Regions from separate parts of the Mus musculus genome. Here region 1 is linked to region 2. The links are chromatin contacts, found by Hi-C in ENCODE. All regions are on one chromosome and are shown on one strand. The core of a region is the stretch at or near the end of the contact, and the rest is flanking DNA. Distances in the headings are between cores, read along the strand shown. Region 1 holds the start of Gata2 (GATA binding protein 2). Region 2 holds the start of Vax2 (ventral anterior homeobox 2).

What was found. A loop is a pair of places that touch in the nucleus more often than their neighbours do.
Region 1: a map of left cerebral cortex shows a loop between it and region 2 (7-fold over the local background). The contact joins the promoter of Gata2 here to the promoter of Vax2 in region 2. A Hi-C loop is called at or near these places in 6 of 37 maps with a recorded cell type or tissue (ES-E14 and left cerebral cortex).

The regions. Positions count from the first base shown.
Region 1 is chr6:88,197,300-88,202,055 of GRCm38, forward strand. Gata2 (GATA binding protein 2) reads left to right here and starts at 1,365. Exons shown (of 6, transcript NM_008090.5): 1 at 1,365-1,582; 2 at 2,218-2,490; 3 at 2,920-3,561. The coding sequence starts at 2,262. Gm38708 (a long non-coding RNA gene) reads right to left here and starts at 84. Exons shown (of 4, transcript XR_001785312.2): 1 at 1-84.
Region 2 is chr6:83,707,692-83,712,610 of GRCm38, forward strand. It overlaps Vax2 (ventral anterior homeobox 2), which reads left to right and starts at 3,548. Exons shown (of 3, transcript NM_011912.4): 1 at 3,548-3,852. The coding sequence starts at 3,606. It overlaps Vax2os (ventral anterior homeobox 2, opposite strand), which reads right to left and starts at 4,510. Exons shown (of 6, transcript NR_002871.2): 1 at 4,412-4,510; 2 at 3,043-3,134.

The DNA.
Region 1 (4,756 bases), core at 115-2,614, 4.5 Mb after region 2:
GCCCCCTCAGCGCTGTCCGCAGAGGACCTGGGAGGGGGTGACGGGGGCGCGCCCGAGAAGCTGAGCCCTCCTGGCTGGGCGCCCCCCGAGCCGAGGGGACCGAGGGCTTTCCACCCTCCTTGGATTATTAAAAAGTTCATTTCCTGGCGAATCGGGTGACGTCAGGGGCCCGGCGTCGCGGTGGCGGGGCCGCCGGGCCGGAGAAGCCGCCTCCAGTTACCCAATTACGGACTGTCAATCCTGCCGCCCCTCCCCCATCCTTGGGGGCGGCGGGGACCCCAGCCTTTCCCCAGCTCGGGACCAACCTGGGACTCCTCTGGAATTATTCTTTAGGGGTTTCGGTCCCTGCAAAGATAGAGGAGCTATGTGGAGGGCTCCAAGCTTGGCCAATCCATCGCACCTGTCTAGATTCCCCTAAAAGTCTTGGACTCACAAGCTTCTTTCTGGACTCTTGGAGTTTAGGTCTCCCATCTATAGCCAGGGAGGGAGCTAGGTTTGTATACTCGCCACTGAACTCACTTGTCTCTCCAGAATGGAGGTGTTGTGGAGAAAAACTCCAGGTGACTTTGGGGAAAAAGTGCTCACAACATTGCTTCCCTCTCCCTAAAGACCGTCTCGGGGACCCTTAGAAAGAAAAAATATATATGGTTAATACCCCGGGAGTCTCCCTTCAGCCGACTCTGGCGCCAGTTTCCCGCTCCACGGCCTCGCCCCAGGCAGTTCAGCCTGGTGGTCTACTAAGGCCCCGCCCGGAGCCCTTCCCCCTCCCTGGGCCACTGGCTTGACCGCGACCATTATTGGTCTAGCACAGCCTCAAGTGTCTTAGTGCTCAAAGTTCGGGTGCCCTAGAGAAGTCCACAATCCCTAGACTCATGTTGTCCAGCGGATCCTACCAGCCTCTTGCACAGCTATCCCTGATAGAAGGACAGAGAGTTTGGGGAGTCAGTTGGATTTGGGCTGGCCGTCGTCCGTAGCAGTGGAGGTGGGGCTCCGCCCGAGAGTAGAAAGCTGTGGTCCCAGCAGAGAGATACCCAGAAGGTGCACGTCTCGGCTCCTGGGAAGTCAGGGACCCTATTCGTGCCTAGTTGCTGGGAGGGCAGAGGTTGGAAGACCTGAGCGTCTGCCGGAGGGGTGCAGGGTCTGCCCACGGCGAAGGTCCCCTGGGGGGGGGGGGCGTTGGCATCAGAGGCCGCAGAGAGGGCGCTGGTAGGGGGCCAGGCAGCCTAGGAGGCCAGCTTGCGGGTCATTCCCGAAGTCCAGCGGCCAAAGCGGCGGGAGCAGCCAATGGGGGGGCGGAGGCTGGGCGGCGCGCGGCGCTGATTGGCTGGCGCCGGCTTCATAGGCGTGCGCGGCCCCCGCTTCACGTCTGTGCAGGAGTCGGCAGCTGGCGCCAGGGCGGCCGGAGGATGCAGAGGGGCCGGAGCCGGGCGGGCCGGAGGCCGAGACGCGCGCTGTCCCCCACCCCTATCCCGTGAATCCGCCGGCCCTGGAACGCGCTGTCGCTGGGCCCGCCGTACCCGGGCTCTCCTGGTGTCTCTTACTCTCTACTGCTGAGCCCTCCCCTTCCCGCGCCGCTGCGAGTGTAAGTTTGAGGTTCAGGGGGCTTGTGGACATTCCTAGGTTGGAGGGATCTCTGTGGAGCTCAGACCAGGATCTCCTGTGGGCGATTACGTTCTTATGCTTTGGGGAGAGGTTGGCTGACTGCTAGAGAGTGCATTGGGGACCGGCTCGCAGCCCCAGGAACTGCGGGTGCGTTTTTTGGGGTGGCCCGGGGTGTTGGGGGTTAGTTTGTGTATATATTGTCAAAGTGTTACGGGGGCGTGGGAGAGCGTGTGCCCCAGAGTGGATGTCTAGGCAACTGTCTCTAACTTTTAGTCAGAGTTTATGTGTTTGTGTGCCCAGAGGACAGGGGCACGGTGTGAGAACCTGATTTCAGTTCCGCGTGCGTTTTGGGGGGGTCACCGATGTCAGGACCTATCCGTGTGTGTGACCTCGTGTATGTGGAGTTGCGTCTGTGGGAACGCGAGTTTCCCTGCAAGTGTATGAGGCTGAACCCCTTCCTTCACCTTCCTTTCGTTTTAAACCTTGCGCTTTCCTTCCACCCGGGACTGGTCCTCAGTGAAGCTCCGATGGAACGTCTTTGCTCTCAAGACACAGACTTTGGGAATGGGGGTGTCAGAAGGCGGCAGTGTCCTTCACATTCCCTCTGTTATCCAGGGCCGCCCCACCTTCGCCTGGTTCCCAAGACACAGTAGTGGACCATGGAGGTGGCGCCTGAGCAGCCTCGCTGGATGGCGCACCCCGCCGTATTGAATGCGCAGCACCCCGACTCGCACCATCCGGGCCTGGCGCATAACTACATGGAGCCAGCACAGCTGCTGCCTCCCGACGAGGTGGATGTCTTCTTCAACCATCTCGACTCGCAGGGCAACCCTTACTACGCCAACCCGGCCCACGCGCGCGCGCGCGTTTCCTACAGCCCGGCGCATGGTGAGCTTTGGCCCCCGAGGTTTCTGGAAGCCTGGCGCCCGGGCCAGGCCTTGGAGGGGGGACGGCCTGTTGCTGCTTCCCGGATGTGGGATCCACAGGAATCTGAGCAGCTGCGAAATCGGGCCTAAGAAGATGGAGGCAGGGACTTCTTAGGGAGGGTCTGGGACCTGTAGGGTTTCGGTCCATTTCCAAGTGTCTTGGCGGGGGTGGGGGTGGGGGAATCCTTCTGGGCCCTGTCCGGTGGGGCTGCTGTGTCACTTGTCCTTCGGCCTTTCACTGACATTGCTGATGATTACAGGCTGAGGTGTTACGTTTCTGATGTTTTAAAGGGTGGGGCTGCTGATGGTAGTTCGCTGAGTTGTGATCCTGTGTGCCCGGGTCATGGCTCTGAAGCCCCTGGTCATCCTCACCCCCTTTCCCTCTGCACAGCCCGTCTCACCGGAGGCCAGATGTGCCGACCACACTTGTTGCACAGCCCAGGCTTGCCGTGGCTGGACGGGGGCAAAGCAGCTCTCTCTGCCGCCGCTGCCCATCACCACAGTCCCTGGACCGTCAGCCCGTTCTCCAAGACCCCGCTGCACCCCTCAGCTGCTGGAGCACCCGGAGGGCCTCTGTCTGTTTACCCAGGGGCTGCGGGTGGGAGCGGGGGAGGCAGTGGGAGCTCCGTGGCCTCCCTCACCCCCACTGCAGCCCACTCGGGCTCCCATCTCTTCGGCTTCCCACCCACGCCACCCAAAGAAGTGTCTCCAGACCCCAGCACAACAGGAGCTGCTTCCCCGGCCTCTTCTTCTGCAGGGGGTAGTGTAGCCCGGGGTGAGGACAAGGATGGCGTCAAGTACCAAGTGTCACTCTCCGAGAGCATGAAGATGGAAGGCGGCAGTCCCCTGCGCCCGGGCCTAGCTACCATGGGCACCCAGCCTGCAACACACCACCCGATACCCACCTATCCCTCCTATGTGCCCGCCGCAGCTCATGACTATGGCAGCAGTCTCTTCCATCCAGGAGGCTTCCTGGGTGGCCCCGCCTCCAGCTTCACCCCTAAGCAGAGAAGCAAGGCTCGCTCCTGCTCAGGTAAAGGCAGGTGTGGGACTTCAGGGCCTGTGGGTGTGGTGTGCCTCTGTAAAAGGGGTCCGTGGTCTGATAGAGGGGCCATGCTAGGGCGCCTGATTTAAGAATGGGTGGTGGTCATCTCTGATAGTCCACAGGCATTTGAAGTTCCCTGTGGGGAGGAAGAAACCCCTAAAACTTTCATCCTGCCGTTAAGTGCTCCTAGGAACCCCCATGTTCAGCTCCTCTCCGCACCCCTCCTCATGGCCTCCTCTCCAAGGTTGACAAGTATCAGCTAAAACACAGAATGAGGTTCCCTGTCTCCCTCCCCAAACGTTCAGCTGAGACCGAGCAGCCTCGTGACTGGGCGTGGGGGAGAATGGAGGCTGTAGGTGAGGGAAGGAGTCAGTGTGTACTTATGTGTACGTGTGTCTGTGAGCGTGTGTGCATGCCGTGGGCACTGCAGAGATCTAGGCCCTAGAGGAATCTGGTTCTCCAACTCTGCTAGTCCAGTTTTAGGATTGCAGCGGCTCCAGATCTCCTTGGAGATTTCCCCAAAGCAAAATTCCCAAGGCCTGCTTGCATCCTAGTGACCCTGATCCCTCTCCCTGGGGGTAGGAGTGAGAACCTGTGCGGGTGCCTGCACCCCTTTGCCAGCTGCAGCTGGATCCAGCTAGGTTTGTCCAGCCATATGGCCCTCAGGCAATAACCCGTGGCTCCGAGGCTCCTTCCCATAGCTTTTAGCAAGGGAGGGGGGAAGGCTTCCTCCAAAGTTTATTTCTGAGTTGAAGAACCAACTTCTCATAGGTGACTTAGTTCCAACTAGATCAGGAAGAATTTCCATGGTACTGAGCTACTAAGCCCTCGCTCCGCTGAACTCCAGCCCCAACTTGACTCTTGTCTCCTGCTCTACTAAGACCAGAGACTTTGCCCTTTTTTGCAAAGTCTTGGCCTGTTTGTAGCCCTCTCTTCCGTGTTTGTTTTGTATTCTATTTAAGCTCCAGATGGCCAAAAACAACAACAGAAAATAAGGCCACCTAGCCTAAAGTGAAAGAACTTATTTATTTCATTTTAGAAACAACTTTGATCATTGAATTCTAGGAGTTTGGCTGAAAGGGAGCCCAACTGGAGGAAGAGAAAAGGTTTCCTGGCCTTAGCCGGAGCATAAAGACAGCGAGGGGCTGATGGGAGAGATGAGAAAAAGACTTAGAGATGCTGG
Region 2 (4,919 bases), core at 2,298-4,797:
GGGATGTTTAACTATTTTTAAATATCTCTGTGAACCTGAAGGGGCTAACCCAGGAGGAGGTGAGGCATCAGAACATAAGGAGCCTGGCACCTCTCTGTACCCACAAGGACATTTCAGAGAACTCAATCCCCTCCCACCTTCCCCCTTCTCATCCAGCATGGTTACTGTGCTCAGAAACCATCAGCTCCCTCTGGGAATGGGATAGGCAGGGGAGGGGCCCTCCTGTAGCATGCATGTGCAGAGGTCTGGCTCCCAGATGAGAGGCTGGGAAAGGAAGTGAGGGGTAGACCCTTTCGGTGAGGTCTGCTTCATCTCTGAGCCAGGACTAGGTCTATACTCAGTTTGCCCTGCTTACCCCAAACTCCAAACTCCCTTTAGCAATGGTAGAATTCTACGTGGTGACAAATATAAGCACTGGATTCTCTGGGGACAACACAAATATGCTCCCCAGGACCTCCCTGGAGATATTTGAGAGGACTCCCAAACCAGGAAAGAGCCCAGATGCGCAAGAGGCTAAGCTCAACACAGACTCTTGGAGGATGAAGTATTGAGCAATCCCCCCTCCAACACACACCCCAGCAAGAGGGAAGCAGCAAGCAAAAACTAGACTGAGCTGGTTCCAGGTCTGCTGTCATCGTGTCCTCCAGTCCTTCTGCTCCACCACCTTTGTGTTGTAATTTCTCTGGCTCTTCGATACATTTCAGAGGAAAGGCTGCACTCAGTAGAGTGCCTGCCTGGCATGTAAGAAACTGGGTTTGATCCCCAGCCCTGCGTAAAGCCTTCATTTTAAAAGGTGATGACATACACCTATAACTCCAGCATCCTAGGGGTGGAGGCACAAGAATCAGAAGTTGATCACAGCCTACAGAGCTGTGGGTTTGAGGCCAGGCTGTGCTAGTTGAGACCCTAAAGAGGAAGGGAGGGATGGAGAATGAGGAAGAGGAGATGGATGAGGTTGGAAGAGAGGTTCTCTAGGCTTATGGTCAGGTTGGGATGTGAGGCAGCAGGAAGAACACAGTAGGAATAAAACTCCTGCCTCCCTTCCCAGGGCACACTCAGACCTTCAGACAAAGGCAACACCCCCACCCACCCACCATGACTGTGGCACTCACTGGCCAAATAACAACATAGTAGCACCCAGACCTCCTTAGCAAGGACAGCACTAAAGAACACAGTCTCCCTAAGTGCAAAGACTGGCCAGAGACCAGTGGCACCAAGGAACCGGATCACCTGAGAGCTTCCAGGTCACCTGGAGACCCAGAAGAGTCCGAACTTCCAGACTCTAGTTCCAAAGCACTCTCCAAAACCATCAGCCTCTCCAGGAAGGATGGTTCAGCTCACTTGGGGACCAGAGCCCAGAAAAGGCTCCTGGAAAAAGACTTGATTGACCTCCTCCACCAGTGAAGTGAAGATTTAACATCATGAAAAGAAGCTGGTGGTGGCACATACCTTTATTCCCAGAACTTAGGCGGCAGAGACAGATCTCTGAGTTTGAGGCCAGCCTGGTCTATAGAGTGAGCTCCAGGACAGCCAGGGCTACACAGAGAAACCCTGATTGGAAAAACCAACCAGAGAAAACATTGTGAAAAGACGCAACTCTGCTTTTGTCGGCACAAACACAGCTTTGTAGGTGGCATGGGAGGCTGCTTGGGTGGAGGGTATGAGGTCTAGCTTCCACTAGTTTCTTCCGCTTCTGTTTTTCTATACTAGATGTAGGGCATACTTTGAGAAAGCCAGAGATGAGATAAATGCAGATGGCTCAGGTAAGGTGGTCAATGGGGGAGGGGGCTGTGGGGGCTGCTGAGAAGTCCTACTGCCCTCCAGAGGGCAGGCTAGGAGGGGACCAGTACAAGGCTGGCCACTTTGCCTAGGTCTCAGATGGGTTCCAGTTCTCTGGTTTCCTTAACTATGCAAAGTGCTGGTGCTTTCTCAGCTCCCTCTTTTCTTCTCTCCCATCCTGTCCTCATTCTCTCCTTCCTTCCCTCCCTCTTCTCTCTTCCATACAACCAGCAGGCACTGACAGTCCACACTGTCCCCTCTGCCGGCCAATTACACACCATGGAAGCCATACCCCACCCCCACCCCCGCTCCTTTCTTTGCGAATAGGGCCCAGCAGGCATCCTCTCTTACCGCTGTTCTTTCCTTTTCCAGCACTACAAGAATCAGTGAGAATCGCCAAGTCACATCTACCACCTCTCCCAAAATCTCCAACCGTTTTCACACACACACACACACACACACACACACACACCACAGACCAAGGCACTGACTGACTCCCCACACCCAACACCTGTTCAACCTCAGAGACAGAGACCCCACAAGCCTACCCTTGGTGGTCACAGACACCCGCTACCAGATCTTGGGATCTCCTGAAGTACTTTGGCTTGGACTCACACCAAGCATTTGGCTCACCCCTAGTACCTAGTTTATTCCAAATCTGCAAGTGGAAGAAAGGAAGAAGAGTCTGAAGGATCGGGATACTGGCCTTTAAAGGAGCCATAGACCCTCGGTTACACACACCATCCTTCTCAATCTTTCCCCCAAACCTCTTTTTAAAGCTGAGTCAAATACAATGAGACTGTTCCCCACACTTCCTGACACTGTCTAAACAGAAGCGGGACTCTGCAGAACGTGTAGCCAAGAGGACACAGGCTCCTGTCCAGAGATCCGTCTGGAGCAGGCACTGAACAAGGGGCTGCTCCAGGACAGAAGCGCGAGAAAAAAAAAAAGCCCGTGCTCAGTCTCATTCTCTAGGTGTCAGTCCCAGGAGTGACAACCTCAGAGCTGCGGGAGAGCCCAGCGTTTGCTCTTGGCAGTACAACCTGGCGGTCTGCCGGTCCAGCTCCGCACCTCACCCTGGCTGGGGACAGCATCCGCCTCCCGGGCTTGTCTGGCGAAACTCGCGGGATCCCCACAATAAGTGGCTGTTCTGTGTGCCTGAGTGTGAGTGCCTTGGTTGGGGGACGCGTGCCCTGAACCCCAGACCTACACCCCACTCTCTACCGTCGCCCCCACCGCACCAAGTTCCGGAGCCCAGCAAACCTCCTCTTTTCTGCCGGGTCGAGTCAGGGTCGCCTCCTCGAGCTCTGAGTTTTCCATCAAGCGGAGCCAGACTGAAAGCTAGGTGCATTTCCCTGGAGATATAGGGAACAGAGGGAAGAGGGCGAGAGGGACCAATGGGTAGGGAGTAATAAAGTTTATGAGAGGGTGTGGGGCGGTCTTCTGTACCACGGGGCTGTCCAGTCTCCCATTGCCAGGCTCTAAACACCGCCCCACGCGAGGAGGCGCGAAGACACCATCCCCTCCCCCTTCTCCACATATCTCTTTTCCTCCTATCCCTCCTCCTTCTCCTCTTTCCCTCCCCTTGTCTCTCTTCCCCTCACTCCCTCCTCCTTTTTTCCTCCCCCTGAACGAACTCCCGTTGCGCTGCGCCTACTGGATCCACCCAGAGTCCTGGAACCCCAGCTCGCGCCCAATCGCCGACGGGGGCGGGGCCTGTAGGGGGCGGGGCAGATGGAGGAAGGGGTGGGGAGGGGCAGGGAGGGACCTGCTACCCTGAGCTAGGACTAGCGGCTGCTGTGGCCCAAGCAGCAGTGGCGGCGGGCATGGGCGATGGGGGCGCGGAGCGGGACCGCGGCCCCAAGCGCCGGGAGGAGCCTGGTGGCCGCAGCGGGCGTCACGGAGAGCACCGCGGAGCGGAAGATTTGCGTGCTGACACAGGTAGCGCGAGTCCGAGGGAGATTGCTGGGACCTCCGCCTCCAGCCCTGCGGGCTCCAGGGAGAGCGGAGGGGACAGCGACGGACAGCAGGCGCTCGGTGAGACAGACCACTGCCGCCGCATCCTGGTACGAGGTAAGGGGACAGCCGCAGCTCTGATTCCCTGGGCCACCAAGCTGCCTTTCCTGGGGCCTCCGACATCCCTACAACGTCCATCTCTCAGATCATACAGTGGTTCATTCATTTGGTAGTTCATCCTGTAAATACTCCGAGTGCCTATTGTGTGCGGGACACTGAGCTGAACGCGGGGGACAAAGCAGGGGGCTGGACCTTGTTTCGTCCTGCTGGACCGGTGCTCTCTCTCTCTCTCTCTCTCTCTCTCTCTCTCTCTCTCTTTCTCTCTCTCTAGGCCCATCCGGGCTGGTTGGTGTAGTAAGGACACGAATCAGTTGGAGAAGCCCGACACCGAGAGCCAGGGCCTCCGCGCCGGGGTCCCCGGAGCAAGGGCGGAGAAAGTCACGCGCGCGCTGTAGGGACAGGATTGGGAGGGACCCGAGTGGGCAGCTGCTGAGGAAGGCTGGGCCACGCAGGCAGTCGGATGCGTCCCCGCTTCAACCCAGCCTTATTTCCCAGCACCTAGCCTTGCGTGGGTTGAGGCTTAGAGATGGCTGGGTGGGCGGTAGGGTAGCCTGACCTGCCGCGGCTCCGCTGCTCCAGTTTTCCCACTCGCTTGGATACCGCCGGCTCCGGCGCTCCTCCGCCTGGCCTGGCCGCCTGGCCTGGCCGACGCTTTCTTCCTCGGCTCCACCCGCCCTCACCCGAAGTCGGAGCCCCTTCACCCATCCCCCTTCAACCCCCGCAGCAAACTTGCTTTCCCGGCACTCTCCTGCCATCGCTCATCCAGATCCAAACCTCCAATGCCAGTATCCTGGGTCTGGGCCTCTCCCAGGTAGACACTTGGAGAAAGAAGTCTCGGGTCCTGCGGTCAACTGGATCCTAGGCCTGAGGCCTGTTGTTTTTCCGCCATCCTGGGGTTTCGGACTCACTCACTTGGCTTCCCCCAGCTGCCTCCCACAGGCCTCAGGAGGCCTGTAGCCAACTTTCTTTTACGGAGGGAAACCTAGGTTTCTGTCACCCAAGTCAATATCTTAGAGCAGGTGGAGTACAACTTTCCTGACCCCCACCACCACTGTCACCATGTG